Regions from separate parts of the Homo sapiens genome. Here region 1 is linked to region 2. Evidence: chromatin contacts called from ENCODE Hi-C or POLR2A ChIA-PET data. All regions are on one chromosome and are shown on one strand. The core of a region is the stretch at or near the end of the contact, and the rest is flanking DNA. Distances in the headings are between cores, read along the strand shown. Region 1 has its middle 32 kb from the start of LINC02341. Region 2 has its middle 72 kb from the start of LINC02341.

Region 1 (6,636 bases), core at 2,176-4,675, 38 kb before region 2:
AAAAATTCGTAGGGATTGAGTCTCACTATGTTGACCAGGCTGGTCTTGAACTCCTGACCAGAAGCCATCCTCTGACCTTGGCCTCTCAAACTGCTGGGACTACAGGCATGAGCCCTTGCACCCAGCCTCTTTATTTTTAATTATTTTAATGACATACTAGGGGGTCAGTGATGTAGAGGGTGCTTGTGGGCCATGGTGGTCAGTCCTTTGATTCTGATTTTTGAGCTCTGGTTTTCACATGGACGTATCCATTGTTCAGATGGAATGGATGAAATAAATAATTTATAATGTGGGCTTGTTGTCCATTTAGTCCTTTCTCTGACACCACAAGGGTCTCAAATTCGTTCCTAGAGTAATATCCCCCACCCTTTTTACACATCTAATTAATGGAGTGAATAATTATTTTGAGGGTCTCCAAAAACTCTCCCCATTTGGGAGCAGGGCTGGGGGTGGGGAGAGAAGACCTTCATCAGCCAGGGGCAACCAGAAGGCTTCCCATCGGTGCTGGCAAGCCAGCTGAACTGCATTGGGCAGGGCAGAGGCTGGCAACAGGAGACGGGGGAGGATGCTGACGTGCCGCAGACAGAGCACAGAGTTTTTCCTTGGTCAGGAACACAAGCTGTGCACACACCTCAGTCGTTAAGCTCTTAAAAAGGGGAACCTGATGCAATGAATTAAAGGGCATGGAGGAGCCAGAAAGGTGGGAGCAGAAGCCACATCTGTGCCCTGCTTGGCTTTGCCCTGGCCCTGAGCTGACAGGCAGCACGTAGGCGCTGAATCAATCTCCCACAGATGAGTTTTTGGATTAAAAGCCAGCGATGGCTGAGGGAATTGGCTGTAGACTAGAGGAGACACACAGAGTGTACTGGCCTCACAGACAAAAGGTGTCTGTCTGCCTCCTACACAGCATGGGTGGGCCACGCTCCTCAGTGTTCTCTGTGTGCTCTTTTTTGTCTAAATGTCAATCGTGGCCAGGTCTGGTCAGGGCAGTAAGACTGTCTTGTGGTAAGAAATCCCACACTTTCTCAGCAGGTTTCCTCTGATCTCAGCCCTCTGGGCTCCACCTGGATCAGGGCCTAAGGTCCAGGATCTTTCTAGAAGCCCAACATTCCATGCCTCGCTTACTCGGCTTGAGGGCAGCTTCTGGTGAAGAAACCATCTTCACTTGCTTCTCTTTTGTTCTCCTACAAAACCACTTCCTCTCCCCATCCCGTCCACCTGGCAACACCCACCCCAACACTGCCATGCTTCGCTCCTCAATGACAGTTTCAAGGTTCCTATTCCAATCCATATTCAGACTTAGGGGTTCCCTTGGAACACAACACATAGAAGAGAAGAGCAAGATTCTAATCAGCAATCAGTCCCCTCATTCAGCCTTGCCTTCTACTGATTTCTATGTCTTCTCCTCCTGCTGTTCCTCCTGCCCCACACAGTCTTACTGCACCTGTGTACCCTGAGTCAGAACCTCCACAGCTTTTTGGTGGAAAGAGGCAAGCTCAGAGGTTCTCTGTCCTATCTTCCTTCTCTTGAACTTCTGAAAGCCCACCTGTTCTACAGGAGCTCCCAGCTACACAGACCACGCACACTGTGCTGTTTTTCTACAGGATATGTTCTCCTGTTGTTTGTAGAATCTTGTGCCCAATTGTGCTTTCTGACTGCTAGGTTATTTTGTTCTCAAAGCAGGAAGGAAGTGTGATCTGATAAATAGAGCACTTGCCTGGAAATTGGGATACTTGTGTTCTCAATTGGTCTCACTGTGGAAAAAGTACGTTGACTCTCTGGGTAAACTGATATCTCGGCAGGCTTGGGTGAATGAGCAGGAAACGTGGCAGGCATCCAGAAGGCACATCCTCAGTCGCTGGCCCTTCCTGTATTTAGGCACACAATAGTTGCAGTTCCTGGATGGCTCCTAGGATCAGTAGGTTCCCTACTTCATGGTCTTCTTCCTCCTCTCCTTTCCCCAGTCTTGACTATTTGGCTCCTCCAGCACTAGTTGATAAAAGAAACTCAAACCTTAGACACCCAAAAAGTCAATTATTGTCCAAAATCCTTCATAAACAACTATGCTGAGAGTGCCTAAGGGCCAGGCATGCATCATAAGTAGCCTGGGCTTGAAATGAGTGAAGATGTAAACAGAGCATGCTCTCAAGAATTCTGTTAAATGATTTCTCACTCCTAACTCCTACACATAAGGGTCAGGACACTTTCAGTCTTGAGTGACAGAAATTCAACTCAAATTAGCTTAAATCAAGAAAGAAATCCATGAGTTTATTCACTGAAATGCATTTGACCTCGGGCAAGGCTGATGTAAGGTTTCAGACAATGTCATCATACACGTGCCTCTCTCTGCACCTGCTGGACAGGTGCTCTCCAAAAGGTGAGAAGGTGGTTGCCAGCATAGAATTCCAGTGGAATGAAAGTAGTTTCAAATAGTTCCAACAGAAAGGTCCTGGGAAGCCTCTGCTTGGGTCATGTGCCCATTTCTAAACCACTCCTGGGTCACGTGGCTTCCTCTGTGGCAGGGTGGGTCTGGCTCCAGTTGTGGAATACGTTCTCCACCAGACAGAAACATCCAGTTCCTAGAAGAATGGAAATAGATGCTGGACAGGCAAAACACCCAATGTCTCCCACACCACGCTGAGCCAGCAGTGAACCAGAACTGTAGAAACTCTCAGCAAACTGGGATGCCAAATGCATCCAGGGAACAGTCTTCCAAATCTCACAAGTTTCCAATAAAAGACAAAGAAAGAGCGGAGGCTGGATCTCTGGAACATAACAATGTGGCACTCTATTTCTTTCTATTACTGGATAAAGTGTTTCCAGTGTGGTAGAGCTAAGTAGCCACAGACTTTGCTGCAATCATCAAAATGTTTTTATGACTCATGAGATAAATGAGAAAAACACACGGAAGAGTCAAAGTTACACTGAAGTTAGATTGTAATCACACCCTTTACTTCTAACAACCCGCTGCTGACAAAGTTTCCTGCTGAGAGCACATTACTGACTTATTTTCTCCACAGAGGGCATCTATCAATCCTAAAGCAGATTATCGCCTGGACAGATTATGTGAGACCTGCTTTTCACACAGGTTGGTGTCCTGTCAACAATCAATGCAGCTCCTGTCTCTACCACTGAGGCAGTCTGCTGAAGAGAACACTGACCCACTGGCCCAGGAATCCAAATTTGGGGATATTGAGTCTTCTGATGGGCCACAAATCAGCTTAAATGACAACACTTTCTTTAAACACTACACGAAAGGCTCATAAGTGGATGAGGATGCTTTTCTGCACTAAAAGGATCAGTCCTCTCTCTAGTAGCGAGGACACTTTAACACCCTGATAGTCCTTCCAGGAAGTAGAGCTTTCTGAGATAGGCCTCCAAGTCACAGAAGAGGGCCTCAGACAGAGCTTTCCCTGACTTTGTGGTAACTGGGGTTTTCTCACCATCAGGCCTCTGTGCCTCCAATAGGCCCATGTCTCAGTAACAGCAAACCACCAAAATTCATCAAGCACCTGCTATGTGACAAGCATGGGAACACAAAGATTAATAGGGAGAGATATTCCCTGGCAAAATGGCATTTTGAGCTCAAGTTGTGGGCCCCCTCATCTCTACTCCAAACACAGCAATAATATGTAAAACATGTATTTCTGCAATAAAAATAAAATCACACTGAAAAATCAGATAAATACTTCCATGAAAAAGAAAGAGTAATAAATAGTGTCAAAACCATGGGCCTCTTGGTCTCTTGGTCAAGAAGGCATAGATGACCAAAGTCTGATTCTTTTGGGGTAACAGGGAGCAAAACCTTCCAGATATGGCAGAGGACCCAAGTCAGGATCACCACCTGAAGCCAGGCATGGTGCTGAGCTCCCTTGTTTGTAAAAGGAGGTGGAAAAGCTAAAACATTGGCCTTTCTATAGGCCAGTGGATGGGCAGGAAGCAGGCACAGCCCTGGAGCCCCGTCCTGGGGGAAGCCACCCACCAGCTGAGTGGCTACATGTAGGTATCCCCAGTACATGAGGTAAGAGCCCATCCACCAACATTCAACCTGGATCCAGAACAGAGTTCCTGGGAACCAGACAGAGGCAATGTCAAAACCATTAACTGGGGAGGAAAATAACCCAGAGCTATGGGGAGAAGTGAGCTCCTCAGGAAGAGCATACAAACCTAAATTTGAAAGAAAATTTAACAGGAAGAAAGTTAGACAACAAGCTCAAAGACCAGCAACATTTACTCCCTCCAAATAGAAACACCTGAGCAATCTCAAAAGCATTTAAAAGAAGCATGCTTAAAACCCTCAGAGATAAAGGAAGTAATTACATCTATGAGAAACAAACAAACAAAAAAAGCAGATATGAATAAACAATATATGGTTCTGAAAAGCAACCAAATACTAGTCCTGAAAACAGAATATACTGTCATTGAAATTGGAAGCTCACAGACTGCCCAGAAGATAGCACAGAAGATAAAAAGAAGACATGAAAAGGGTCATCAGAAGCCAAGAGGACAGACTGAGGGATTCCAACAGAAGACTCACAGCAGCCCCAAAATGAAAGAATAGAAGAATTGGTGTAGAAAAAAATATATAGAAGGAACTAACAGTTCATAATTTTCCAGTATTGAAAAAAATCATAGATTTATAGTGAACACTGGGCATCAAATATATATATTCCTAACTAGATGCATTGTAATGAAACTGCAGAACATTGCTATAGAGAAAAAAATTTAAAATCTAACAGGGAAAAAGACAATCCACAAAAGAGTAGCAATAAGACCAACAGCAGACTTCTCATCATTAACAACAAATATCAGAAGACAGAAGAGTGATGTGATCAAAGCTTAAGGAAAAATAAGTATTCTTTACCTATTTGAACTATCATTTAAGAAGAAGGTGAGGTAGATATTTTTAGACATATGAAGTCTAAGAACTTTTAACACCTACGGACACTCACTAAATGAAAAATAGTTCCTCAAGAGGAAAAAGGATCACAAAGAAGGAGTACAAATTTATTTTAAATGGTGAGCAAAGAAACTGGTAAATTATATTGATAATTTAACTACTAACTATCAAAAATAACTCTTTTATTTTAAATTCTAGGTGACAAAAATAAGGAAGATAGAGGAATGAGAGTGACTGAATAATTTCAGATGTTATTAGAAAACTCATGTATGGTAAAGATATAACCTACCAAAAAGTTAAATGTATAGTTTCCAAAGCAATGGAGAGAAAAAAGTGTTGGGAAGAAATTAAAATGTATGTATTTTTAAGATGTTAACAATAAGTCCAAATATGGTGATAATCACAATAAATATCAACATATTAAATTCATGTATTAGAAGACAATCTATCAGGTTGAATTTTTTTAAAAGCTCATGTATTTTAGAAAGTGCACGTTGTTGGCAAAGCAGTAGAGGGAGTCGAAGTAGATGTCAGGGTTTCTGCCACAGAGACTTGGCTCTGCCACACATAAGATGAGGAAGACCTTACCTAAGGCAGCTCTGGGATGGGGCTGTAGAGAAGAGAAGGGCCTGAAAGGACATACAGCAGGAAGAACTGATGGACATACCAGCCAACTGGATTGGGCTAAGTTCAAAGAGCCTCCTTACAAAGATAGCACAGTTTTATGCTGGGTAACATCTACAAATGGGTGGTGGTTAAAAGTGAAGATACTGGCCAGGCAAGGGCTCACGCCTGTAATCCCAATACTTTGGGAGGCCGAGGTGGGCAGATCACTTGAGGTCAGGAGTTCGAAATCATCCTGGCCAACATGGTGAAACTCCGTCTCTACTAAAAATACAAAAATTGACTAGGCATGGTGGTGCGTGCCCGTAGTCCCAGTTACTTGGGAGGCTGAGGCAGGAGAATCGCTTGAACCCAGGAGGCAGAGGTTGCAGTAAGCCTCGATCACGCCACTGCACTCCAGCCTGGTGACAGAGCGAGACTCCATCTCAAAAAAAAGTAAAGATACTGATCAAATTGCCTACACAAACGGGAGAAGACTAAGGCCCAAATCCTTGGCAACACCAGCTTTTAAAAGCCATACAGAGGAAGATTCAACCAAGAACCCCCAAAACATATAAGATCAAAAGAGAATTTTGTCATATCAGTCACTGATTTAAGGGGTAGAGGGTCACCAACATCAGTTAATTTTAGAGGTCAAGAACCAAGAAGCACATAGTGAGTTTGACAATATGGAGGTCACTGGGGAGCTTTGGCCTCATTGATTAATGAGTCGTGTGTCAGATTGAATCCCAGAAACCTGATCCCATCTACCCACAGATTTTCTCCAGATGACCTTGGTTATTAATTAGACAATTTAATGCCCATAATTAAACATCATCTTCTTGTAGCCAGGATTCTCCTTGACCACTCTTGAGGCTTCTTCAAAATTCTCATGATAGACATATACACAATGCAATATTATTCAGCCTTTTAAAATAAATAAAATCCTGTCATGTGTAACAACATGGATGGAGCTGGAGGTCATTATGCTAAATGAGACATAGAAAGAGAAATACTGAACAATTTTACTTACATGTGGAATTTAAAATAATCAAATTCATAGTAAGATGGTGGTTGCCAAGGGTTGGCAGAAGGGGGAATGGGGCGATGTTGGTCATGAAGTATAAAAATGG
Region 2 (6,317 bases), core at 225-2,724:
TGGGGGTGTTCCTCTTGAACCATCAGTCTCCCTTCTTAGGCAGGTTCTGTGCTAGGCACTTGGGACTCAGAACTGGGGGAGGTGGTGTAAAGATGGATAAATCCCAGCCTATCCTTAGAGAGTTCAGCCTAGTGGGAGAGTCAGACACACAATGAATGGTGCAGGATGACACCATGTGCTACAGCGGGGTACTCACCAAGACCAAGACACCTGACCCCCCACCAGGCCAATACCAGTGAGAGCTTCACCAGTCCCCAGGTGAGGACGGAGACAAGGGCAGCCCTAGCTCAGAGGACCACAACTGCAGAAGGGCTTGAAGGAGCATGAGACATCCTGGAAGCAGCCGGCACTTGGCAGCTTTAATGCCTCTCTCCTCCTGAGCTCTTAGGAACAGATGCCATCAAAGACCTCCCCTTCCCTCCCCCTCAAACCTTCCTTCTTTCTCTCCTTTCTTCTTTCCCATTTCCCCAGTGGAGGGATGAGGAAGGAGACCTCACAGGCCATTACAGTACCATGTTCCCCGCCTCAACTTAAGTCTTTACCTGGCCACAAACTGAATGACAAGGGCTTGGTGAGAGAGAGGGGAAAATCAGCTGCAGTGATGGCAGCCCTCCAGAGGCCTCCTGATCACTGTTTCATCTCCGGAAACTTTTATCTCACACTCTTACAGCACCTGCCTTCAAAGGCCTAAAAGCCTCACAGATACTCTCCCACCCCTTGAACGTAGGCAGGGCTCAGCTCTCAGATCTTCACTTCACAGATAAGAAAGGGAAGCCAGCAGGATCTCAGCACTCCTGTGCAGGTCTCTCGGAGAGCTGCAGAGTGCTCAGGCTCAGAAACACCCCTGACTCTGGACACTGGATCCTTGGGGAAGATAGAGCACACAAAGCCACAGCTCTGTCATTACAGGACAGACTCTGAAAATAATGATTCTCCAAATTGCCTTGGTCCATGACCTTTTTTACACCCTCATCCTGTTGCTAGAAGGGAAAAAAGACTAAAAAAGCACCATCTCCTTGAATCTTCCTCCATGGTATTTATTTCCACTGCCTCACAGAGGAGAATGCATTAAAATTACCACAGCAATGGAAAATGAGAAACGACTATTGTTTGATACAAATTGGACCAGATATCTTAGACCATTACTAATGTGTCTCCTTCATAAACACTGAGTCAGGAAATCCACAAAGACCAAACTGACATCATAGTTCCTTTCTGGCTAATAATGACTCCTTAACTAGACAGAAGTGAACAGCACCCAACTGTGGTGCTAAGCCTCTGTATGCATTTCTCCCTAGGAGGAAATTGGGAGACTGCCCACGTGGGCTCTGCCCACAGAGCCTCAGCCCTGCGATTGCTACTACATGTACTGCAGAAGGTTGGAGCAAACATCTGCTGCTCCCTGCACTGATCTTATGAGCAGTACTCACTGCAGAGGTTGTGCTGATGCTGAGAAGGCTGCCCTCAGTCTGTGCATGCATGTAGTGCATCAGACGACCAGGTTTCAGGGTCCACGTGGATTACCATAAACAATGCAGTCAAGTTAGAGCAGTGGCAGTAGGTTGGCTTTGATTCAAGCCCAGTTCAGAAGCACAGATAGAAAGGAGAGGCCTCTGGCAAATCAGTCTCCCAAGGTGGACTGACTGGTGGCATTCAGAAAGCCATCATCACCAAGTCATTATGGTAGTTGTATTCACAATTTCCGTGGCTTGCTTGAATGAATTATATTTGCTCCATGAGTAACACAGAATACACTGCCATGTTTTCACCCCAGATGTGTAATTAAATCATCCTATTCTCTCAGTCATCTACTTCCTATGCTTAAAAACAAAAAGGTGGTTGTACTTTATAAGATCAGCTTGGGGCTTTCCAAGGAGTCTATAATTTTAAAGCATTTAATCCTTACAAATTCGCAGTATCCAAGGAAATCCCTGAACCAGATAATGTGAGAATCTCTACGAACACCGATGCTCTTGGAAGCATATTTTCCAAATATAAAAGAACAAATTCAATGATGTTCAGGCTATCAGTCTTTAATAAATTTAAAAATAAAGGATTTGAATGAAAACTAATCCGTAATTTCTGTGAGGGCCCAGGAACCATTCCTAGCTTCTTCAATTCCCTTGCATCTCTTAACATACTTAACACAACAGGTGCAAAGTAAATGTTGCTGCTATGCATTAATTCATTCATTCAAAAATATTTTTTGAGTGCTTATTATAAGCCAGGCACTTTTAGGCACTAGATATATAACAGGGAGCAAAACAGACAAAAAAAATCCCCACCTTGTAGGTTTTATATTTTAAAACTTTCCAAGTCATCATCAGCAGGACAAAGATAAAAAGCAATAAAGTCACTGAGATTCCTGAATAGACTTTTCTCAAAAGAAGACATAAAGACATACAAATGGCCAATAGGTATATGAAAAAATGCTAAATATTACTAATCATAAGGCAAATGCAAATCAAAACCACAATGAGCTATCACCTTGCATCTGTTGGAATGGCTAGTATTCAAAAGACAAAAGATAACAGATGCTGGTGAGAATGTGGAGAAAAGAGAATCCTTAAACATTGTTGGTGGGAGTGTAAATGAGGACAGCCACTATGAAAAACAATGTGGAGATTCCTTAAGAAACTGAAAATAGAACTACCATATTATCCAGCAATCCCCTTTCTGGGTATATTTCCAAAGGAAATAAAATCATCATGTCAAAGAGTTATCTATACTCCCACGTTCACTGCAGCATTATTCACAATAGCCAAGACATGGAATCAACCTTCATCAATGAATAAATAGATAAAGAAAACATGCTATATACAAAAGTCTAAAAGCGTAGACCTTGAGTTCTGAAAGAAGCTTAGAAGCCTTGGGGAAGGGGGATATTTTTACTTTTCACTTTATTTCCTCCTATGTTGTTTGGGTATTTTTTTTCAATGAGCATATTTTACTATCGTAATAAAAAATATATTTTAAATGTATATACCTCAAAAAAAAGGAAATGTACTATATATACACAACAGAATACTATTCAGTTTTAAGAAAGAAGGAAATCCTGTCATTCACAATAATATGGCTGAACCTAGAGGACATTATGTTAAGTGAAATAAGCCTGGTACAGGAAGACAAATACTATGTGAGTGCACTTACATGTGAAATCTAAAAAGGTTGAACTCATAGAAGTAGAGAGTAGAATGCTAGTTACCAGAGACTGGAGAGGTTGGGGCTAGGGGTAGATGGTGGTCAAAGGATACAACATATAAGCAGACAGGAGGGATAAGTTCAACAGTCTGTTGTACAACATGGATACTATAGTTAACAACAATGTACTGCATTTTTGAAAATTGCTAAGAGTAGATTTTAAGTATTCTCATCACAAAATTAAGTATGTGAGATAATGATTATATTAATTACCTGGTTTGAGCCATTCCACAATGTATACATATTTCAAAACATCATGTTGTGGCCGGGCGCAGTGGCTCACACCTGTAATCTCAACACTTTGGGAGGGCAAGGTGGGCGGATCACCTGAGGTCAGGAGTTCAAGACCAGCCTGGCCAACATGGTGAAAACCCATCTTTACTAAAAATACAAAAAAATTAGCCAGACGTGGTGGCAGGTGCCTATAATAATAACAGCTACTTGGGAGGGTGAGGCAGGAGAATAGCTTGAAGCTGGAAGGCAGAGGTTGCAGTGAGCTGAGATTGCACCACTGCTCCCCAGCCTGGGCAATAAGAGCAAGACTCCGTCAAAAAAAAAAAAAATCTGTGTTCACAATAAATATATACAATTTTTATTTGTCAATTAAAAATAAATAATAATGGAGAAAATGTCACTGAGATCACAGACCCTGTGCCTTCTTTGTCACCACAACTGAACCCTAGGAATGGGAGGGTGGGGAGGATGGATGAAATGGAACTTAACAGGAGGCAATTGATTTTCTGGGGCCTGGATTTATTGCAGTAATTAACAGGGCTGCTGTAAAATAGGTTATTTATCCTACTGCCTAATCAAGAATCTCTAAATAATTTCTTTTTCTCTTCCTAGTGCAAATGTAAATTTTTAAAAATCTTATTTCAAATAATGCACAGTAGCTTTGCTAGTTGTATGAATAAAATTCAACTGGTCCAGTGAAAAAGCCAAACTCAAAATATGTAAGAAAAAAGGGGGATCTTATTTGTTCCCATGATTGGGACAGCAAAGAGGTCAGGCTAGCCTCAGGCACACTGGATCCTGGAATTTCAAAAGCCGTCTTCGGGATGTCAGCTCTTTCTCCCGGTCTTCCAGACTCACCTTACTCTGCGTGCTCCATTCCTGGCAAGCTCACTCCATGTAGTGGCTAAAGGGGCTCCTACAACTCCGGGTCTTGCGATCCTTTACCCTTGTGATCTTGGGTAAATCTGGCCTTAGGGACACCAGCAACTCCCAAAATGTAATCAGGGCAGTGTCTCTCTCTATACCCATGCCTGCCAGTCCCGGTCTTCTCTCTGCGTGTCAGCCTTACTGTCTCTGCTGTGGCGCACACCCCCTATGCAGAGGGAGAAGGGAGCACCAGGTCACAGAGGGTTCCAGTCTTTCTAATCCCCAGCTCAGCAAGTCTTGGGGAGAGAGTGGTAGCCCGCCATCCCAGCGGTCATATCAAATCTCTGGAGAGGACCCTGATTGGTCCGGCTCAGGACTAGACCATCAGGCCAATTACTGTGGCCCTAAGGATAGGATATCATTATTGGCCGGACCTGGATCATGCATCCATTACTGAAGCTGCGGCAAGGGAGGGCCCACCAAATGCAAATGCATTGCTCTCCCCTAGACCCAACGGATTTACATGACTCTTTTTTAAATCACCCAAATTTCTTACAGCTTCACCCCAGTTGCCCTAGTTAAAGTGCAGCTTTCGAGTGCTCAGCAGTCCCCTGTGGCCAATGGCTACCTTATTGGGTGGTATTGTTCTAGACCCTTGGTCAGGGCTCTCCTCTTTTACTCTGGGGAGTGCAAAGCATTTGCTCAAACATGAAGTCATTGTATTAGTTTCCTCTGGGGGCTATAACAAATTACCACAAACTTTGTGGGTTAAAACAACAGAAACCTGCTCTCTTACTGGAGGCCAGAAGTCCAAAATGGGTTTCACTGGGCAGAAACCAAGATATAGGCAGGGCCACATCCACTCAGCAGCTCCTGAGGAAAATCTGTTTCTTTACCTTTTCCAGCTTCTAGAGAACATTGCTTGCCCATGGCCCCTTCCTCTATCTTCAAAGCCAATGTCATGGCATTCTCAAATCTCTCTGTTTCCATTGTCACATTGCCTTCTGCCTTCTGAGTCAGACGTCCCTCTGCTTCCCTCTTATAAGGATGCTTGTGATTACACTCGGGGCCTACCCAGATAATCCAGCACAGTCTCCCCATTTCAGGAGAGTCCCTTTATCCTTATCTGCAAAATCCCTGATATCATTTAAGGTAACATTCAAAGGTCTCAGAGATTAGGACCTGGATATCTTTGGGGACCATAATTCAGCCTACCACAGAGGCGTTGGGGTGGAATGAGCATTCCAAACAGAGGGAACAGCCTGTTATGGCTCAACTGCCGGTTGGAGAAGGCACCCCCTAGAGCTGCAAGGCTACTGAGACTGAAGCATAGAGAGCTCAGAGGGGTGGATGAGATGGGGCCAGAGGACTGAGTGAGAACCCGAGCACTCAGCCAATGCCATGTGAGAGATTTGGGTCGTTTCCTGAAGAGAAATGCAAATCTGTTGGGAAGGGGAAAAGGGATGCATTTGCATTTTTAAAAGGTCACTCTGCAGAGTGAAAAAGAAACAGAAGGAGGAGAGTCATTGAGGATAGAGGAAGACCAGATTAGGCTGCTAATGCAGGCATCTCAGTGAGAGGTTGTGGTGGCTTGAACTACAACGGTGGCAGTGGAAATAGAAGGAGGCAGATATAAGAACTCATTATTGGTAGCACTGATAGGGGTTGGTAATGAATTTGCTTCTGGAGAAAAGTGAAGGAGAAAGCAGTCCAAAGGATAGCTCCTGGGTTCTGGCTTACATACATGATGGGGCATTCAGAAAAACTGGAAGAAAACCAGAAGGGGGCATTGGAAAGAGGATGGACAGCATGAATTTAGTTGGACCTCAACTTTCAGTGCCCTAGAGACATTCAAGTGGAGATGTCTAGCAGGCATACTAGTCTGGAGCTCAGGGATACAACTTAGGAATCATCAGTACAGAGGTAGTCACCAAAGCCCTTGCCTCAGATGTTGATGCTTGGGAGGGAGAAGGAATGAACAGAGCAGGGAGTCTAGGGCCGAGCTTTAAGAAACA

The links. A loop is a pair of places that touch in the nucleus more often than their neighbours do. ChIA-PET counts read pairs that join two places held with the same protein, here RNA polymerase II (POLR2A). Pooled maps may share reads with other maps.
Region 1: a loop to region 2 is called in a map of CD8-positive, alpha-beta T cell, with 7 times the contacts of the local background. The contact joins two enhancer-like sites. A Hi-C loop is called at or near these places in 7 of 168 maps with a recorded cell type or tissue (CD4-positive, alpha-beta T cell, CD4-positive, alpha-beta memory T cell, CD8-positive, alpha-beta T cell and 1 more), 12 of 37 single-sample maps with no recorded cell type and 14 of 50 pooled maps. POLR2A ChIA-PET finds 5 or more read pairs at or near these places in 17 of 52 experiments (CD4-positive, alpha-beta T cell, CD4-positive, alpha-beta memory T cell, CD8-positive, alpha-beta memory T cell and 9 more).

The regions. Positions count from the first base shown.
Region 1 is chr13:42,389,685-42,396,320 of GRCh38, reverse strand. No RefSeq gene overlaps it. Among named protein-coding and RNA genes, the nearest start is that of LINC02341, 32 kb to the left of the region's middle. RefSeq lists enhancers at 469-618, 1,519-1,568. Within about 2 kb of position 3,425, at least 3 of the 41 ENCODE cell types and tissues checked have a DNase peak (open chromatin) inside an H3K27ac peak, as active enhancers do; they include CD4-positive, alpha-beta T cell and CD8-positive, alpha-beta T cell, where a contact is called at or near this core.
Region 2 is chr13:42,349,653-42,355,969 of GRCh38, reverse strand. No RefSeq gene overlaps it. Among named protein-coding and RNA genes, the nearest start is that of LINC02341, 72 kb to the left of the region's middle. RefSeq lists enhancers at 1,554-1,643, 1,684-1,773. Within about 2 kb of position 1,474, at least 4 of the 41 ENCODE cell types and tissues checked have a DNase peak (open chromatin) inside an H3K27ac peak, as active enhancers do; they include CD4-positive, alpha-beta T cell and CD8-positive, alpha-beta T cell, where a contact is called at or near this core.